Regions from separate parts of the Homo sapiens genome. Here region 1 is linked to region 2. Evidence: read pairs that join two places in POLR2A ChIA-PET (ENCODE). Cell type or tissue: OCI-LY7. All regions are shown on one strand. Region 1 has its middle 24 kb from the start of MIR1976. Region 2 overlaps LOC124900417 (translation initiation factor IF-2-like).

Region 1 (2,500 bases), 110 kb after region 2:
GGGTTGTTATTTGGGCATTAAAGGGAAGAGTGGCCAGCCTGGGCAACATAGCGAGAACCCGTTTCTACAAAATAAAATAAAATAAATTAGCCAGCTATGGTGGTGCACACCTGTAGTCCCAGCTTGTTAGGCTGAGGTGGGAGGATCACTTGAGCCTTGTAAAGCAGAGGTTGCAGCAAGCTTGGGTGACAGAACAAGACTCTCAGAAAAAAGGAAGAGTGACTGTGGAACTTGGGGACATGAGGATTGATCATTTGTTGTCCCAAGCTGGGTTATTGCTATTCGTGTTTTTTTTTTTTCACTTATTTAAAATATTTCCTGGGAGCATAGATTCAAGTTGCCTTGAATATACACTCTCATTAGTGGGTTTAAAAACATTTTTACTTTTTTTTTCTTTAAATAGAAACGGGTCTTGGGTCTCACTACATTGCCCAGGATGGTCACAAACTCCTGGCCTCAAACGACCCTCCTGCTTTGGCCTCCCAAAGTGCTGGGACTATAAGCGTGATCCACCATGCCCAGCCTATTAATGGGTTTTGTCCAGGCAGTCAGCACTCAGAGAGGAAAGTTCCTACTGGAGGTGCTGGTGGCTGGGAACTGCGTTTCTGGAGTCCAGTGAGTCCCTGGGGGGCTGTCCCGACCTGTGAAAACTATAATGAGCCTAATTGCAAAGCTTTTTACCTTCCTAAACACATTCATATTCACACACTCATTTGATCTTCAGGTGATGCTGTGAGGTGGGCAAGAATTATCCCCATTTAGCAAGTGCGGAAACTGAAGCCCACAGAGGTGAAGTATTAGGGTTTTGGGGTTTGGCTGCTGAGAAACCTATGGACTCCCACCCCACCCACCCATCCACCATTTCCTGGTTCTTGGATCTTCCTTCTGGTGCCTGGGGCAAGACACTAACAGCTCAATGCCTCAGAGCACCAGCTTCCCTTCCACCCCAGATGCCTTTCCAGGCTCCAGCTCTATGCTTCCCCCAGCACCATCAAGTCTGCTCTCTCGTTCACTCACCCATTCAACAAACACTAGCTGAGGACCAAAAAACTGTGTGCCAGGTGCACAGGATATGGAATGAACAAAGCACAGCCCACACCCTCAGGTTCACAGACTAGTGGGGAGAAAACACATCATCAGCTGTTTCCAAAAGTGTGGTATACGCAGAAATGGGGCACAGAGCGGGGTCTGAGGACCCCAAAGGAAGGTCACCAAACAGTTTGTGGTGTCCTAGTTGGCTTCCTGGAGGTGTCATTTGAATTTTCCTAAAGGATGGGAAATTAGCAGGGCACACGTGGCAGCAGAATCCAGTGGAGGCAGAAGCACGGCAGGTTTGGGTCTTGTGAGCAGTTTGGGGACAAGTTACAGAGTTGACACTGGGATCTTGGTGGGGGCCAGATCACACAGGACACTGAATTCAAGCGAGGATGCCTCAGCAATATCTTGTAGACAGTGACGAGTCACTTCAGGGCAGATGCTGGGTCAGATTTGTGATTGTAAATGGAGGATGTTGGGGACACAAAAGTCTGGAGAGATTTAGTAGGCTACTGGAAGAACAAAAATATGAGAAGGGCAGGGAGGATGGAGAGGAGGGGATGGATCCTCCAAATATTTAGGAAACAGAATTGATGGTGGCAGGATGCAGAAGTGGGGGGAAGGAGGCAGGGTGATGCTCAGGATTCCAGCTGGGTGATGGGGTCCAGGGGAGACAACCCTGGATGATGGGTGGGACAGGAAATGTTGGTTCCAAGATGGGGAAACCAAGTCTCCAAGAAGTGAAACACACAGGACATGGGTTGGGGCTAAGTACCACATAAGTGTCACTGGTTGCAAAGGAGGGCTTCCTAGCCCATGGGGCCCCAACAGCACCCTCCTTGCTCCTGTGGGGAGGCTGCCGGGCTTAGAATCCGTACACTTAGGCCAGCCCCAAAACTTAGCTGCTGTTATCAGAATCTCCTTCCATCATAACAGGACTTATTCACTTCTAAGGCCCTAGCTTTCTAAAATCTGTAAAGTGGGGCGGCCGAGACATAATGGAAACCAAGGCCTGGTTCATAAGGCTTGGAATCTTGCCAGACTGGGGGTGGGGGGGTCCTCTGGCTGTCATCCCTGAGTGTCCCTTGCTGGTGCTCCAGGGCTCAGCACAGGCATCCCCCCACCCCCTCATCTTTGCTCAGGCCCTAGAACAGCACTTCTCAAACTTTAATATGCACAGAAATCACATGTAGACCTTGTTATAAGATAGATTCCTATTAACCAGGTCTGGGGACAGGCCTGAGATTCAGCACTTCTACCCAGCTCCCAGATGATGCTGATGCTACTGGTATGTGGACCACACTCTCAGAAGCCCCGTCTCTTGGCTTTGCAAACTTTCTCCAAGCTAATGACTTCCAAATTTATCTTTCCAGTTCAGATCTCTCCCTAGAACTTCAACTTCTAATTACAACTCTTATTTGACATCTCCATTTGGATATTTTTATTTATATTTATTTATTTATTT
Region 2 (2,500 bases):
AGAATGGATTTCTCTCCAAAGAAAGCCCTCATCCCCTTTCTTCAATGGCTGTGAAATATGGAAAGCGCCAAAAATCTCCTTCCCTACACGTGGGCAAGCTGTTTTGAAAACAGTCACCATTTTTCTCTAGCAATAAGGTAAAGTGCACAAAAATCTATCCACCTGGGTTGGAGGAGATAATGTGGAATTTCTCTACTTTTTTTTTTTTTTAATTCACTAGGGTTCTCTTCCACTTTTACTTTTAGAGCCCCACACCACGATCCCAGGAAATGTTGGGCTGAGGGAACTTTTTTAGAAACTGGCCCATCAGCTTTCCCTAGGGGCAGTGGCAACGGGAAAGCGGGGGAGGGGAGGAGCTGGGCACGTGGCTGGCCCGAGCAGCGAGACCCCGGCTGGGGGCAGTGGGTCCTCCCTTCGGTGGAGTTTTTTCCCCCACGGCCCCTGCCTTTTAACCCCACACCCAGGCAGCTCAGGAATCCCGGCGCAGATTGGAGAACTAGGACTAGGACAGCGCTACCCTCGCGAAAGCACCTCGGCCAACAGCCTGATGGCAAATATGGACTGAATCGTTGACATGGAAACCGGACTAAAGTCTCGCTAGCTCTCCCTCACAGGAGAGTTCTTATCGCCGTCCCCGACCGCACGGCACTTAGCAAACGCGGACTGGATTTGAGGCCTGGAGGATCAGGCGGAGTTTCTGGGCGTATTAACTCCAGCGGCAGAGCAGCCAAGGAAGGGGGCAGGGCTGCCAGGACAAACCGGCTGAAAATGGCAGAGGATGTGCTCCCATTTTATCCGGCTGCACAGCGTGCATGGATTGGGCCCGAGGACAAGGGAACAACCTATTAAAATCCAGAGAGTCAACTGCAAAATGTGGAACCGAGGCCTGGAGGGTTTGCTAGGAGAGGGAAACGTTTGCAGGGAAGACAGCCCTTCCTTTCTCGCAATTTGCTTCCCCTAAATGTCTGAAATACAAAACTCAACAAACAAACAGAAGATCGGGCTCGGCTCCTTCCTCCACCCAATCCTTGTGGGAGAAGTCGTCTTAAGCCCAGGGACCCTAGCGAGGGTTTGCTTAGATTCCTAACTAAGGCGTGGAGAATCGCTGGAGCGCCAGGTTGTTGCCCCCACACGTTCCCGCCGCGGAACAGCAGCAGACACCCAGCAGAGCTCTCTCGAGTGCGAACTGGAGCTGCGAGTTTGAGCAAAAGGGCAACTATGTCAGTTGACGGAAGCCAGAAGCAGAGTTCAAAGCCTGGCGTGGATTTCCGTCTGGAGCTGTCTGTTCTTAAAGTTTGTAACTCCGTGTTAAGAAACAGCCCCAGCGGAGGCTTTGGGATCGGTGTGAAAGTCTAGCACTACCATCTGACAGCGAGCTGCAAAACTTTGGGCTGCATATTAAGCGAGGAAAGTGGATTGAAGCGAGAGTCAAGGCAATTCATTATGTTACCGGCTCCCATACGGGAGCTGTAAAATACGAACTGGATGCACACACGGAGAAAAATGGAATGAACTCGGAATGGCATTCAACAGCTCTTCGCGGTAAAACTGTGACTGCCAAGGATCTAGAATCCCAAAGGAGCAAACCAGGAGGCCTCAAACTTGGTTGGCACACAATAAATGCTTTTCTAGATCTTTTCCCCACTCATCTCAAACTCTTAAGCAATTTGGGGTCATTTATATTTCAGAATAAGGAACACATTTTGAGAAATGTTAATTTCTGAATGAGACTTTTTTTCCCCAAAGTAGCTGTGAAAAAAAGAGCCTCAGGCATAAGTCAGCCAGCTTATTTTGTCTCAATATAAATTAAAAATTACCCTCACCACCACCTCCACCAAAACTGAAATAAAAAATAAAATAAGTAAAAGTCCAGGCTGGTCTGGCTTGTGGCAGGTTTCAAACAAAAATAACACCCAGGGCCAGTCTAATATGAGGAAAAAGATACCAAGGCTTTCATATTCTTCTAAGTACAGCCTCACTCACCAGTCTCACTGGTGAGCTTGCTGACCAGTGAGCTTATTTTTGTGGAAAAGACTGAGTAAAGCTACTACTAATATTTTTTAAAAAAACAAAAAACAAAAAAACGGGACTGGGGTTTCATAAAACCACTGGGCAGATCAGGAAATTTGGATTTCTTATTTCTGCTGAGCTCATTGAAGATTTGTATTCACCAACTAATACAAAAAATACTGTATGAAAAACCTACTTAAAGCTTGAGCCGCGCGTGGTGGCGCACGCCTGTAATCCCAGCACTTTGGGAGGCCGAGGCAGGCAGATCACGAGGTCAGGAGATCGAGACCATCCTTGCTAACACGGTGAAACCCCGTTTCTACTGAAAATACAAAAAATTAGCTGGGCGTGGTGGCACCCGCCTGTAATCCCAGCCACTCGGGAGGCTAAGGCAGGAGAATCGGTTGAACCGGGGAGGCGGAGGTTGCAGTGAGCTGAGATGTCGCCACTGCACTCCAGCCTGGGCAACAAAGGGAGACTCCGTCTCAAA

What was found. ChIA-PET counts read pairs that join two places held together with the same protein. Peaks named below come from ENCODE experiments on the same cell type or tissue, not always from the same donor. Only the 100,000 strongest peaks of a DNase experiment are listed, where the experiment ranks them.
Region 1: POLR2A ChIA-PET joins it to region 2 with 10 read pairs; 6 of 35 experiments call an interaction of 5 or more read pairs at or near these places.

What each region holds. Positions count from the first base shown.
Region 1 is chr1:26,576,963-26,579,462 of GRCh38, reverse strand. No RefSeq gene overlaps it. Among named protein-coding and RNA genes, the nearest start is that of MIR1976, 24 kb to the right of the region's middle. In OCI-LY7, no CTCF peak of the experiment used is centred here; a DNase peak (open chromatin) is centred at 1,052.
Region 2 is chr1:26,691,280-26,693,779 of GRCh38, reverse strand. LOC124900417 (translation initiation factor IF-2-like) reads left to right here. Exons shown (of 2, transcript XM_047439473.1): 2 at 1-1,872. It overlaps LOC101928728 (a long non-coding RNA gene), which reads left to right. Exons shown (of 1, transcript NR_135804.1): 1 at 1-1,870. Among named protein-coding and RNA genes, the nearest start is that of ARID1A, 3.5 kb to the left of the region's middle. RefSeq lists enhancers at 765-864, 581-1,095. In OCI-LY7, CTCF peaks have their summits at 874 and 1,082; DNase peaks (open chromatin) are centred at 609 and 1,299; H3K4me3 peaks cover 1,971 bases; H3K27ac peaks cover 2,091 bases.